Regions from separate parts of the Homo sapiens genome. Here region 2 is linked to region 1. Evidence: read pairs that join two places in POLR2A ChIA-PET (ENCODE). Cell type or tissue: B cell. All regions are shown on one strand. Each heading gives the region's core, and the rest is flanking DNA. Links, peaks and the distances in the headings are about the cores only.

Evidence for each region. ChIA-PET counts read pairs that join two places held together with the same protein. Peaks named below come from ENCODE experiments on the same cell type or tissue, not always from the same donor. Only the 100,000 strongest peaks of a DNase experiment are listed, where the experiment ranks them.
Region 2: POLR2A ChIA-PET joins it to region 1 with 8 read pairs; 1 of 35 experiments calls an interaction of 5 or more read pairs at or near these places.

What each region holds. Positions count from the first base shown.
Region 1 is chr3:113,676,066-113,683,833 of GRCh38, reverse strand. USF3 (upstream transcription factor family member 3) reads left to right here. Exons shown (of 7, transcript NM_001009899.4): 2 at 6,437-6,552. Among named protein-coding and RNA genes, the nearest start is that of USF3, 17 kb to the left of the region's middle. In B cell, for the core only: no CTCF peak of the experiment used is centred there; no DNase peak of the experiment used is centred there; H3K27ac peaks cover 1,719 bases.
Region 2 is chr3:112,386,886-112,394,653 of GRCh38, reverse strand. The region is part of intron 1 of LOC105374041 (a long non-coding RNA gene); the gene reads left to right. Among named protein-coding and RNA genes, the nearest start is that of CD200, 58 kb to the right of the region's middle. RefSeq lists enhancers at 2,893-3,002, 3,053-3,668. In B cell, for the core only: no CTCF peak of the experiment used is centred there; no DNase peak of the experiment used is centred there; H3K27ac peaks cover 311 bases.

The sequences.
Region 1 (7,768 bases), core at 955-5,954:
CAACATTTTAAGACATAGTGTAATAAGATATAAGTAGAAACATCAGAAGGTTAAAAAGCAGGGGATGGGCTGGGCACGGTGGCTCACGCCTTTAATCCCAGCACTTTGGGAGGCCAAGGTGGGCAAATCACGAGGTCAAGAGATCAAGACCATCCTGGCCAACATGGTGAAACCTCATCTCTACTAAAAATATAAAAATCAGCTGGGCATGGTGGTGCGTGCCTGTAGTCCCGGCTACTTGGGCGGCTGAAGCAGGAGAATTGCTTGAATCCGGGAGGTGGAGGTTGCAGTGAGCTGAGATTGCACCACTGTACTCCAGCCTGGCGACAGAGCGAGACTCCATCTCAAAAAAAAAAAAAAAAAAAAAAAGCAGGGGATAAAATGTAAGTGTAGAGTTTTGTATTTGATGTAATAAAATGATTGAGATTTTCTGTTTACTCTTATGTTCATGAAGTAAACTATAGTTTTAAAAACTAGATAATAGTTTTTATAGATTAAAAACTAGATAATAGTTTTTATAGATTAAAAACTAGATAATAGTTTTTATAGATTAAAAACTAGATAATAGTTTTTATAGATTAAAAACTAGAGTTTTTATCAGTTTTCTCTTGGCTTGTTTGTTTTTACAATCAGAGTTAGATTGTCATTAGTTTAAAATAATGGGTTATAAGGTGTTATTTGCAAGCCTCATGGTAACCTCAGGTCAGAAAAATACAATAAATACGCAACATGTATAAAGCAAGAAATTAAAACGTACCACCAGAGAAAAACACTGACATGAGAAGGAAGAGAAGACCATAAAACAACCAGAAAACAAATAACAAAATGGTGGGAGTAAGTTTTTACCTATCAATAATAATATTGAATGTAAATGAGCTAAATGCTCCAATCCAAAGACATAGAGTGGCTGAATGGATTAAAAAGGAAAAAAAAAAAAAAAAGCCCAGCGATCTGTTGCCTACAACAAACACACTTCTCTTATGAAGACACACAGACACACATAGACTGAAAATAAGGGGATGGAAAAGATATAGCATACAAATGGAAACCAAAATAAAAGCAAGAGTAGTTATATCAAATAAAATAGATTTCAAGACAAAAACTATGAAAAAAGACAACATCATTATATAATTTTAAAGGGAACATTTCAGCAAGAGGATATAACAACTGTAAATATATATGCACCCAATAGAGGAACACCCAGATATATAAAGCAAATATTACTATATCAAAGAGAGATAGACCCCAATACAATAATAGTTGGAGACTTCAACACTTCACTTTCAGCATTGGACAGATTATTCAGACAGAAAATCAACAAACATTAGACTTATTTGCACTATTGACCAAATGGACTTAAGAGATATTTACAGAATATTTCATCCAACAGCTGCAGAATGTACATTTTTCTCCTCAGCACATGGATCATTCTCAAGGATAGATCCTATGTTAGGCCACAAAGCAAGTGGTGTTTTTTTTTTTTGTTTGTTTGTTTTTTGTTTTGTTTGCAAGACAGGGTCTCACTCTGTCTCCCAAGCTGAAGTGCGGTGGCACGATCATGGCTCACTGCAGCCTCAACTTCCCAGGCTCAAGTGATTCTCCCACCTCAGTCTCTGCAGTAGTTGGGACTACAGGCACATGCCACCTTATCTGGATAATTTTTTCTATTTTTTGTAGAGATAGGCTCTCACTATATTGCCTAGGCTGGTCTTGAACTCCTAGGCTCCAGCAGTCCTCCCACTTCTGCCTCCCAAAGTGATGGGATTACAGGTGTGAGCCACTGTGCCCAGACAAAGTCTTAAAACATTTTTAGCCGGGTTTCCCTGGTGGTTCATGCCTGTAATCCGAGGACTTTGGGAGGCCGAGGCGGGTGGATCACAAGGTCAAGAGTTCAAGACCAGCCTGGCCAACATGGTGAAACCCCGTCTCTACTAAAAATGCAAAAAAATTAGCCAGGCGTGGTGGCAGGTACCTGTAATCCCAGCTACTCGGGAGGCTGAGGGAGAGAATTGCTTGAACCTGGGAGGTGGAGGTTGCAGTGAGCCAAGATCACACCACTGCACTCCAGCCTGGGTGACAGAGTGAGACTCCATCTCAAAAAAAAAAAAATTTTTTTTTTAAATTGAAATAATATTGCTGGGTGTGGTGGCTCATGCCTAATCCCAGCACTTTGGGAGGCCGAAGCAGGCGGATCACCTGAGGTCAGGAGCTTGAGACCAGCCTGGCCAACATGGTGAAACCCCGTCTCTACTAAAAATACAAAAAAAAAAAAAAAAAAATTAGCCAGTCGTGGTGGTGAAATAATATCAAGTATCTTCTCTGATCACAGTGGAATAAAACTATAATCAATAATAAGAGAAACTTTGGAAACTATGTGAATACAGGGAAATTAAACAATATGCTCCTGAGTGACTAGTGGGTCAATGAACAAATTAAGAAGGAAATTAAAAAATTTCTTAAATGAAAATGGAAACACAGCATACAAAACACTATGGGATATAGCAAAAGTGGTAATAAGAGGAAAGCACCCACATCAAAAAAGTAGAAAAACTTCAGGCTGGGCATGGTGGCTCATACCTTTAATCCCAGCGCTTTGGGAGGTTGAGGCGGGCAGATCACCTGGGGTCAGGAGTTCAAGACCAGCCTGGCCAACATGGTGAAACCCCATCTCTACTAAAAACTACAAAAATTAGCCAGGCGTGCTGGTGGGTACCTGTAATCCCAGTTACTCGGGAGGCTGAGGTAGGGAGAATTGCTTGAACCTGCAAGGTGCAGGTTGCAGTGAGCCGAGATCACACCACTGCACTCTAGCCTGGGTGACAGAGTGAGAGTCTATCTCAAAAATAAAAATAAAAAGTAGAAAAACTTCAAATAAAGAACCTAACAGTACATCTTAAGAAACTAGAAAAGCAGTATCAAACCAAACTCAAAATTAGTGGAAGAGATTAAGTAAAGATCAGAGAAGAAATAAATGAAATTGAAATGAAAACAAAAACAAAATAGATTGACGAAACAAAACTTTTTTTTTTTTTTTTGGAGACAGTATCTCATTCTGTCACTCACGCTGGAGTGGCGTGTGATCTTGGCTCACTGCAACCTCCATCTCCCGGGTTCAAGTGATTCTCCTGCCTCAGCCTTAAATTACAGGCATGTGCCACCACACCCGGTGAATTTTTATAGTTTTAGTATAGGCAGGGTTTTGCCATGTTGGCCAGGCTGGTCTTAAACTCCTCACCTCAAGTGATATGCCTCCCTTGGCCTCCCAAAGTGCTGGGATTACAAGCGTGAGCCACTGTGCCTGGCCAAAAAGTTTGTTTTTTGAAAAGATAAACAAAATCAACAAACCGAGACATAAAGAGGAGACCCAAATAAAATAAAAAATGAAAAAGTAGACAGTACATTGGATACCACAGAAATTCAAAGGATCATTACAGACTACTATAAGCAACTATATGCCAATAAATTGGAAAACCTAGAAGAAATAAATTCCTAGACACATACAACCTACCAAAATTGAACCATGAAGAAGTCCAAAACCTAAGTAGACCAATAACAAGTAATGATATCAAAGTCATAATTAAAAGTCTCCCAGCAAAGAAAAGCCCAGGACCCAATAGCTTCACTGCTGAATTCTACCAAACATCTAAAGAAGAACTAATACCAGTCCTGTTAAGAAAAATAGAGGAGGAGGGAATACTTCGAATTCATTCTGTGAAGCCAATGTTACCCTGATACCAAACCAAACAAAGACACATCAAAAAAAAAAAAAAAAAAAAAAAAGAAAACTACAGGCCAATATCTGTGGTGAACATTGATGCACGTTTGATCCTCTACTGCACTCCAGCCTGGGCAAAAAGAGCGAAACTCTGTCTCAAAAAAAAAAAGAAAAACATAAACTCTGTTACAAATTCACATGCAGTTGTATATTTATACTCAGCAATAAAAATGAACAAACTACTAGATGAATTTCAGAAACATTATGCTTAGTAAAAGCTTTACACAAAAGAATTCCCAATCAATACATTTATATGAAGTTCTATGGTGAAAAAATTTAGGATAGGGTTTGCTTCTGGAGTAGGGGAAGGGATTGACTTGAAAGGGTCATGAAAGAACTTTCTGAGGCTGGGCGTGGTGGCTTATGCCTGTAATCCCAGCACTTTGGGAGGCCAAGATGGGTGGGTCGCTTGAGGTCAGGAGTTTGAGACCAGGCTGGCCAACATGGTGAAACCCCGTCTCTACTAAAAATACAAAAATTAGCTGGGTATGGTGCCAGGTGCCTGTAATCCTAGCTACTAGGTAGGCTGAAGCAGAAGAATTGCTTGAACCCAGGAGGCAGAGGTTGCAGTGAACTGAGATTGTGCCACTGTACTCCAGGCTGGGTGACACAGCGAGACTCTGTCTCAAAAAAAAAAAAAAAAAAAAGAACTTTCTCTGTTGATAATGTTCTGTACCTTGATGGGGTTGGGTCATACAGTTGTGTGCATTCGTCAAAACCCATTGAATATTATACGTAAGATTTATGCAATTTATTATATGTAAGGTTTATCTCAAGGAAAAAAGTTTTGAAAACTGTGATTTTGATGCAGGTGATCTGAGCACCACACTTGAAAACTACTGGGTTTGAGTAACTTCAGGAATAGTTCTTCCATAAAAGCATAATAATTCAGAGATTACTAATGTAATCCTTTGGCATTCAAAAACTAAGGGAGCCAAAATATTAATGGAGCCAGGTGCAGTGGCTCCAAGCACTTTGGAAGACTGCGGCGGGAGGATCGCTTGAGGCCAGGAGTTGGAGAGAGAGAGAGAGAGAGAGAGAGAGAGAGACACCAGCCTGGACAGCATAGTGAGATCCCATCTCTAAGACAGAGAGACCAGCCTGGACACCATAGTGAGATCCCATCTCTACAAAAAATTAGCCGGGAATAGTGGTGTGTGCCTGTATTCCTAGCTGCTTAGGAGGCTGAGGTGGGAGGATCACCAGAGTTTGAGAGCCAGAAGTTTGAGGCTGCAGTGAGCTGTGATCACACCACTGCACACCAGCCTGGATGACAAAGCAAAATCCTGTCTCTAAAAACATTTTTAAAAATTAAAAAAAATTTTTAATGACACTTTAAATATTTTAAGGCATATATTTGTAGTTATGTAAATATTAAAAATGTAATTTCTTTATTAATAAGCTAATTATTAAGTGGACAGGGATTTATGAAAATATTGTATAGTTCCTTTCCAATAGATGCTCTTTTTTTTTAGCATCAGGAATGCAATTTTAGTAGCATGAAAATTGTACCTATAAATAATTTTACATTGAGATGGATATTCATAATGGCATTTGGTAAACGGGATGATTTTGATTTACAGTTGTCTTCCTCTTTCAGTTAAATTCCTGGCTTTCACCTGAGTGCAGAGAATGTTTACTTATGTGATAGACCCTTAGTGTCATTGACTTCAAGATTTTAGATATTGGTTATTATGGACTGAGCCCAGAAAAAAAAAATACTCTAGATGTTTAGACAACTAGAACTTTTACTTTATATACCTTAATTATATGTGAAATTATCTGCAGACTTTCAAAAGGGCTGCAGGGGAAAGGCTGGAACTAGGGTATTGGTCAGATGCTTGAACTTTCACCAGTTAAAGGTAACTGCCTGTGTTTCCAGCTTTTTCCTATCAGAATCACCTGGGGCACTTATTAAAATTCAGATCCCTCTCTTGAAGTTTCTAAAACTTTTTCTGTACCTAAAAAACCAAAAACAAAAAAGAAAGAGAGAAAGGAAGGGAGCGAGGGAGGAAGGGAGGGAGAAGGGAAGGGAAGGAGGGGGAGAGTAAGGGAGGGGAGGGGAGGGGAGGGGAGAAGATCACCCAAGGAGGTTGTTGAAAGTGCAAATTCCTGGGCCCTACCCAGACCTCTCATTTGTCATGTTTGGAATGAAGCCCCCAAATTTACATTTTTAAAGAACACATGCAATGCAAAGGTCTGAGGGCTGTCTTCCTAGTGCCTTAGGGGAAGGTCCTTATGTAAGTTTTCAGGCACTCTTAAAAGAGAGAAGTAGGAGGTAGGAAATTGAAGGAAAGATAATTTTAGAATTGAGGACAGAAGTTAGGGTAAGACCCAAGTGGAGGACTTTGAGTAACCAGCAGCTAGTGAGGACCTAAGGTACAATGAGCATGCATAAGAGAAAACAGAGAATCCCCTCTTGGGGACCATCCGTTGGCTGTAAGACTACCATCTTTGTCGGGATGGAGCATCGGTAACCAATAGGAAAGTGACTTTTGAGAGCAACTGCATTGATTTGCTTTCAAGTGTGGGGAGAATTCAGGATCATCCTTCGTGGCACTAAAAATCTGCTTGCATGCCATAGGTTGTCAGCCCTTGCCTTACGCGGTGCTAATGGACACCTAGCAACTATAAACATTCATTGATTTTTCTCTTGTGTAGTAAGAAGAAAGCATAACCCATAGACCATCTTCTGGCAGAAGATGATACATTTGGATCAGAAACGGGAGGCATTGGAAGCCAGGAATCAAAAGTGAAGAAACTCTGCAAGCCCTTAGGTGAGAAGGTCACAGGGATTATTCATTTACTTATTTAATTACATGTTCCCCACCATCACCATATGTTTACCTAATGTGAGCTCATTGCTTTTAGGCTGATAGGTACTTCACAAATGGTAGGGAAAAGGTGGAATAGGAATAAGCTGCTGGACATGGGTCTTGATGACACATTTCTCGACAGGCTGCTTCAGTCAGTGCTTTCTGTCATCCCCTTCCTGCATTCATGTCTACTTATTTCCCAGGACCCTTCTCCCTCCTCCCTAGGGCTAAAGTTAACCTGAAATATCTCACTAACATTTAAAGCTAACATTTATTAAATCCTTATTACTACTAGGTAACGTGGTCTTGTGCTGTACCCGCAAAATTTCATTCCCTGCTCGGAACAATCCAATAATGTAATACTGTTATTATGATTCACGGTGTAGATGAAGCATCTGAGATTCTGAGGGTCATGTAACTTGCCCAAGACCTGACAGCTAGGAAGTGGCAGAAACAGATTTTAAACTCATGCTTTCTGACTTCAGACTTCATACTTGCTACTTTTTCTCTCTCTCGGAGAAAAAAATGGGAAACCACACTTGCACCTCCTCCAGTGTACCACAGCAGGTATCCCAACTTGGTAGACTCATTTTGAAAGGTTGTTGATATAGTTAGGCTGTGTCCCCATCCAAATCTCATCTTGAATTATGGTTCCCATAATCCCATGTGTCATGGGAGGGGCCCAAGTGGGAGGTAATTGAATCATGGGGGCCGTTACCCTCATGCTGTTCTTGTGATAGTGAGTGAGTTCTCATGAGATGATGGTTTTATAAGGGGCTTTCCTCACTTTGCTCACCACTTCTCCTTCCTGCCGCCATGTAAAGGATATGTTTGCTTCCCCTTCCACCATGATTGTAAGTTTCCTGAGGCCTCCCCAGCCCTGCAGAACTGTGAGTCAGTGAAACTTCTTTCCTTTGTAAATTACCTAGTCTTGAGCATTTCTTCATAGCAGCGTGACAATGGACTAACACAGTAAATTGGTACTGGGAGTGGGGCACTGCTATAAGGATACCTGAAAATGTGAAAGCAACTTTGGAACTGGGTAACAGGCAGAGGTTGGAACAGTTTGGAGGGCTCAGATTAGAAGACAGGAAAATGTGGGAAAGTTTGGAACTTTGTAGAGACTTGGAGGACTCAGAAGAAGACAGGCAGATGTGAGAAAGTTTGGAACTTCCTG
Region 2 (7,768 bases), core at 1,199-6,198, 1.3 Mb after region 1:
CTGTGGATTTGCCCTGAATTCTTTCTGGCATGAGATCCAAGAACACTCTCTTGGAGTCTGGATCGGGACTCCTTTCCTGCAACAAAACCATGTGCAGTGTGAGTGCAGGAACATTGCCGCTGCTTGGAGAATTGCTGAGCCTAACTGTTGCAAAAACAAATTCTGCTGGCTGCCATCATTGTCAAAGTGGGGAAGGCTCTCTGTCTACTCACACATGCATATTGGAGCTCTTGCTCTACTTGGCTTACCTCTTCTATTTTCTTAGTTTTCTTGCAACATTATGCATGTCTAAATTCCTTTCCTTATTAGCAAATGGAGAACTTTGCTCTTGGCTGGGGCGCTGAGTCTGATAGTTACATGGAGTTTCACAAAAGAATAGGCTGCAGGGCAAAGGGGAAACTGAAGGCATAATCTTGGGGGAAAGTGGAGTTGAAAGTCAAGGTGTCCAAATAAAGAATCCCTTCAAAGGTCAGGGAATGAGTCAGGAGAGAAAACTATTTATTAACATATTTTAACAAGCATCTTGTTAAACTATTTTTTCATTTACCTCTCCTGACTTCTGCGGGTATGTGAAATTGCAACTCCCACTTTAGAGACATAAACAAGTTTTGTTTTCATTCCTTTCCTTTTCACTTAGGAATCTCAACTTCAGTATTATAAAACTTACATTAATCCTAAAGTAATTCCTGCCCTTCTTCCCAGATTCCTGAGGACCCTATTTGGCTCTTAGAACCATTACCATGTTTCTAAACGTTGAACTGCATCTCATGAGGCAGCACACAATTAATTTCCAAATGTGTATCAAAAATTTCAAGTTAGGAGACTGAGTTAGAAATGATTGATTTTTTTAAAAAGGAAAAACAGAGCTTTTTTCTTTTCTTTTCATAACTTTGGTAAATCTAAAATTACATTGTTTGGGGCCATGAATGTTTATTATGTAACACTTGGTTTTGGGGGCATGAAAATCTATTGTATAACACTTGGCATGCTTATTTAAACAATTTGGTTGATATATTTAGGATATAATATATGTTCGTCTTGTCTAAAAAAATATGGAGAAAGGAAGTCCCTCCACCTTGCCATCTCCTATCTAGGTGACTTTGAGTATGGTGATGACATTATAGATACCACACCGAAACCATGATTCATTAAAACTAATTCATAAGCCAGACTTCATTAGAATTAAAGGTTTCTGCTCTGTCGAGGCCACTAACAAAGAATAAGAAGATGACCCCATAGACTGGGAGAAAATATTTGCAAAACACATATCTGATAAAAAAAAAAGACTGTTATCCAAAATATACCCACCCCCTGAAAAAACCCTCTTAAAACTCAACAGTAAGAAAGTGAACAACCAGATTGGTTGCCCACAACAAATGGGCAAAAGATCTGAACAGACATCTCACCAAAAAAGATACAGATGACTAATAAGCACATAAAAAGATGTTCACCATCGTATATTATCAGGGAAATGTGACTCAAAATGATGAGATACCTCTATACACCTATTTAAATGGCAAAAATTCAAAACAGTGAGAACACCAAATGCTGGTGAGAATGTGGAGCAACCGGGACTCTCTTTTATTGCAGATGGCAATGAAAAATTGTGTAGCCACCTTGGAAGACAGTTTGGTAGTTTCTTCTGAACATATAATTCAAAAATCATGCTCCTTGGAATTTTCTCATATTAGTTAGAAACACATCCATACAAAAATCTGCATGCAGATATCTATAGCAGCTAAATTAATAATTACCAAAATGTGGAAGAAACCAAGATGTCCTTCAATAGGTGAATGAATAAGTAAACTGCGGTATATCCATTCAATGGAATATTATTCACCATTAAAAAGAAATGCACTGTCACACAGTGAAAATTACCATGTGAAGCAAGCCAATCTAAAAAAGCTACAAACTTTATGGTTCCAACTACGTAACATTCTGCAACAGGCACAACTATGAAGACAGTAAAAAGATCAGTGGTTGTCTGGGGTTAGGGAAGAAGAGGGAATGAATCAGCAGAGCACAGAGAACTTTCAGGGCAGTGATACTATTCTGCATAATACTGTAATGATGGCTACATGTTATGATACATTTGCAAAGCTTATAGAACGTGCAACACCAAGGGTGAACCCTAATGTATAGTATGAACTTTGGGTGACAATGATATGTCAATGTCATATGGAGTTTCATTATAACAAATATAGTGCTCTTACGTGGGATATTGCTAGTGGGGGAAGCTATGAGTATGTGGGGGCAGGGAGTATGTGGAAAATCAGTGTACCTTCTGCTCAGCTTTGCTATAAACCTAAAACTAAAAAATAAAATCTATTTTAAAACCTAAAAAACAAAATCTATTAAAAAATAGGATTAGACATTTGCGTAACCTGAAGTGCCTCTAAGAAATCTTAGAGTCATCTGAAAGAGTTTGGTACCCACCAAGTGAAACTGTCGTTCATTTCATAACTAATAATATCATTGAAAACCACAATACAATCAAAATAAATTGAAGACACACCTCTTGAGAAACTTTACTAAATCTTCGCAAACATATTCTTTCCATTCCTAAATGTAACCTTATGGGTCAACTATTATTTTTAAGTTAACCTTCTTTATCTATAAGAAGGCTTTTAAAACTCATTTACATATAAGGAAACAGATGTACAAAGAAGATCAGTGGGTTGCTCAAGGTCACAGAGCTAGTAAGAGAAGAGACAGCGTCAATCCTAGGCTCTTGCGTGACACCCTGGAACTCCCTTATCCTGATCTCTTTCTTTGGGCAAGACCTATGACACCCCGCATGAGGAAAAAGAACTAAGTACACTCAGTGAAGCTGTGCCTTTGGATGACTGCATTGTGAGCTTTCCAGAGACTGCCAGTTCCTCTGCCTTGGGTTCTGAAGGGCACCAGCCAGGCCTCTCCTGAGTAGGAGGCTAACACAAGTCTGGCTCTGTCCAGGAAGGTCCTCTGTGCCCCATGGGTGGACTAAAATGAAGAATGCTGAAGAAGCCACTGAAATGACAGGGAAGGTTCATATTTCAAGCAGAAAATACAGCAAATGTGAAAGCCTTGAGTTGGGAACAAGCAGATGCCTGTGGCCAGGCAGGAGAAGGAGCCCCCAGGAACCACCAGTGGCAGGGCAGAGGTGTACATAGTTTACATTTTATTCCACTGAAACATTTCCTCCTTATCATTTCTTTTCATTCCTGCGTATGTGTTGACCTCAACTCAGATGGAAGCCTTGCAGCTGAAGGCAGAAGAGGGGAGGAGGCCTTACATGGTACCACTGACTGTCAGGAAATGAGCATATTTGGTTAACAAGAGAGGGATGAGGAGAGAGAAACAATTGAGTTCTGTTTCCTGAGTGACAGAGCTAGCACCAGGCTCTGCTGAAGAAAGCACAAACAAAAGCTTTATTTGTTTCCCAGCAGCAGTGCCCACTAAGGCCTCTCCACAGAAAAGAGATCTGAAGAAGAAGCCAATGAGATTTATTTTTACCATACCGAGTATGTGTGTTGAAAGTGAGAGGCATCTGGGGGAGTTACTTTTTAGCTGCCTCTTACATAGCTTCCCAGCTAAGGAGTTTTGGCATCTACCTCCTTAGGAATTCCTACTTTATCCTTCATGCTTCAAGACTAAAGCTCTTGCAGTTCCCCGAACAATGTTATCCCTCTCTTCTACTCAGTCTCAATCTGTTTTGGCTCACGTTTTCAGATTCTTTATTTTTGACCTCAGCATTACTTTCATCAGAAAGATTTTTTGGCTCTGTCCCAGGGTGACATCAATTGGGCTTTTTTGGAAAAGATTCATAGAGGCTTTTGTGTGCAGAAAACAATACTTACAGTACTCTGTGTTGTCACTGACACTCATTCAACTACAATTATAAACGGAAAACTTTGCTTTTCTTAAGGTTTTAAACATAATTGAAAAACATTTGGTATTAATCTATAAATGTAAACATTTTTCAGTTAAATTAAGCACGGTTTGTCCTTGGTTATTGTTTGGTTGGCATATATATATATATATATATATATATATATATGTATGTATGTATTTCACGAACAAAATGTATATAAATCTTTAGGTACTATATATAAGCTTAAATTATTTCATATTTTAAATATACAGTTGACTCTTGAAAAAGGCAGATGTTAAGGACATTGTCTCCCTTCACAGTAAAAAATCTACATATAACTTGACTCTCCAGAAACTTAACTACTAATAGACTACTGCTGACTGGAAGAATTACTGATAATATAAACACTCAATTAACACATATTTTATATATTATGTGTATTATATACTGTATTCTTACAATAAAGTAAGATAGAGAAAAGAAATGTTATTAAGCTATTCCTAAGAGAAAATATATTTACTATTCATTAAGTGGATCATCATAAAGGTCTTCATCCTTGTCATCTTCACACTGAGTAGGTTGAGAAAGAGAGGAAAGAGGAAGGGTTGGTCTTGCTGTCTCAGGGGTGGCAGAACTGAAAGAGGTGGAAGAGGTGGAAGGAGGAGTGGCAGGCACAGTGGTGTAGCTTTACAGAAATACATGATTTCTGTCTGCCTTTTTTGCTTTTTCATTTCTCCAAAGATAATACCATACAGTACCAATCCTTCCACCATTTGCTTTAATTTCAGTTCTTGTATCATAGAAGACTCCATGTTGTACAAAAAGTCAGAAGCAGTGTTAAATAATTGTAACCCTTCTGCCAGATTGTCTAATGTCAATTTGTTTTCTGGCACTGCTTCTCCTATGTACTCTTCCTCACTATCTCACACTGGTTTGGAAGTCCTTATCTCCATCAAGTTTTCTTCTGTTAATTCTTCTGATGTGGTGCCTATGCGTTCTTGAACTTCTTCATGATTCATATCTTGAAACCTCTCATCCCTGCACCATTTTTGCCATATCCACAATCTCTTTCAAGATTCCTTTGACTGGTCCTGCCACAAATCCTGTGAAATCATGCACAACACCTGGACACAGTTTTCTCCAGCAAAATTTATTTGTTTGGGCCTGATTGCTTTCACAGCATTTTCTGTAACAACGATGGCATCTTCAATGGGGTAATCTTCCAAACTTTCATGATGTGCTCTCTATTGGGATTCTCCTCCATAGTGCTGACAATCATTCCATAGACTACCGTGAATAATGAGCCTTAAAGGTCCTTATGATCCCCCGATCTCCGCTGAATTACAGATGCTGAGTTTGTGGCCAAATAGACCACTTTGATGCCTTTGGTGTAGAACTCGTAGAGTTCTAGGTGGCCAGGGACATTGTCCAATATCAAAATAACTTTATAAAAAAGCCCTTTACTGGCAAAGTACTTCCCAATTTCAGGAACAAAGCATTGATAGAACCAATCAGAAAAAGAGTTCTCATTTTCTGGGCCTTCTTGTTGTAATACAGCCAAGAGACTGACAGCTGGTGTTTTATTTTCCTTCAAGGTTTGGGTGTTAGTAGCTTTATAGATAGGGACAGCCCTGATCACAAACCCAACTGCTTTTGCACAAAACAATAGCATTAGCCTATCCCTTCCTGCCTTAAATCCTGGTGCTTGCTTTTCTTCCTTACTAGTAAATATCTTTTGTGGCATTTCTCCCCCACCCCCCAAAATGGGGCACTTTCATCTGCAATAAAAATCTCTTCAGGAAAATGTCCTTTATCCTCAATGGGTTTCTTAATGGTGTGTGGAAATTTGCTGCCTCTTGGTTGGCAAAAGCTGCTTTTCTTGTTATCTTGTCATTTTTTAAGCCACACTTCTTTCTAAAATTATCAAACTATCCTTTCTGGCATTAAGTTCTCCAGATTTAGATCTTTCACCTTCCTTTTGCTTTAAGTTATCATATAGTGACTTTGCTTTTTCTTGAATCATGTTAGAGTGTATAAGTATGCCTTTCTTATAGCAATCCTGCACCCACATAAAAGGTGCATTTTCAATATGACATAAAAAGGTATTTTGCAAAAAGTGCGAAGTCTTGGTACTTCCTGGCCTAGCTGTAGTGATGGCTTCATATCTTCTCTTTTCTTCTCTTTTTTTTCTTTTCTTTTCCAATGAGCCTTATACTAGATTCATTTATCCTGAAGTGACAGGAAACTTCAGCTGCAGACCCCAATCTATGGGACCTATCAAACAATTCACCTTTTTTTGGTAATGTCGTGACTCTTCTCTGTTTCTTGGGAGCACTTCCAGCAGCACTACTGACTCTTTGTATGGGTCCCATGGTGTTATTGAAGGTTTATGATATTGCACTGAAAAATGAGTGAGAACTTCAAAAGGTCACTTTTTACTGGGATACGCAATTTATGGATGAGACAAACTGCTCACTTGGAGGTGATTAGCATCACATGACATTTCAAGCAGATACAATGCTTGAGCTCACTGCAATAGCAATGAGAGGTGGCTACAAAAGTATTACAGAAGTACCACATGTACTATAATTAATTATAGTTTTTATGCAGTTATTATTTTGATAGTACATCTCAATTTATTTACATTTTTCTCAACTGAGAATGGTGCCATGTAGTCTTTAAGTGTCTGTATGTGTAAGTGTAGACAAACTAACTTTTTATAATAGATTTTTGTACATCTTATAGAGTAAATAAGAAAATAGACTAGTATCAATATGTTTTATGCATTCATGGCGTACCTTTTTCTTAATCTTTTTGCTATTTCTAGGCATGATTTATCTGTGAATATTTAAACATTGTCAGACATCTCCAAAAATTTTTCTAATACACTTATTGAAAAAAAAAATCCATGTATAGGTGAACCCTTGCAATTGAAATCCATGTTGTTCAAAGGTCAATGGTATATAATTCAAGAAATGGAAGTCTAAGTCCAATAATATGATTGTTTCTAAATAGTTAAACATATTTTATGTACTTGGTTAATTATATTCCTATAAATGTTTCCAGCTATGGTCACAATTTCATATAATGGATTTTCTCAAGAACTTTAAGCACCTAAAAGAGCAGATTACAAATCCCATAAAGAAATCCTTTCTATACACATAAGTAATTGGGATAAGTCAAATAATAAAATTACACATTTCCATATGGTTCTCTTAAGCATTTAAACATCATAAAACTTGCCCTCATATATTTAGTAAATCAGGTTAACTATTTAAAATTAATTGCAAGCATACCTTTTTTTTTTTTTTTTTAGATGGAGTCTTGCTCTTGTTACCCAGGTTGGAGTGCAATGGCACAATCTCGGCTCACTGCAACCACCTCCAAGTGATTCTCCTGCCTCAGCCTGCAGAGTAGTGGGATTACAGGCGCCCGCCACCACACCCAGCTAATTTTTTTATTTTTAGTAGAGACGGGGTTTCACTGTGTTGGCCAGGCTGGTCTCTAACTCCTGACCTCAGACGTTCCACCCGCCTCAGCCTCCCAAAGTGCTGGGATTATAGGCGTGAGCCACCGCGCCTGGCCTATACATAGGTAAAATCTTCAAGTGTTTTAGTTAAAACCATCTATTATGTTAGTTTCTCAAATATTTTTAATACAAAGCATATACAAAGCAGTATCATGATTTTTTAAACTTGTTATATTTGCATAAAAACAAATTATGCAAAAATGACAATATCATATTCATTTTTAAAAATCATCTATTTCTCTTTTTTTGATGTAGCCTTGAGTTTGCAAAGTCATTTAATTAAGTAGAACAGAATTATTTCAGGCCCACCACTAAAGCTGAGATTATTCACTCAGAGTTGTTGGTCAGAGATTTGATAACAACAGTATGGATTTGGGGTCACTGGT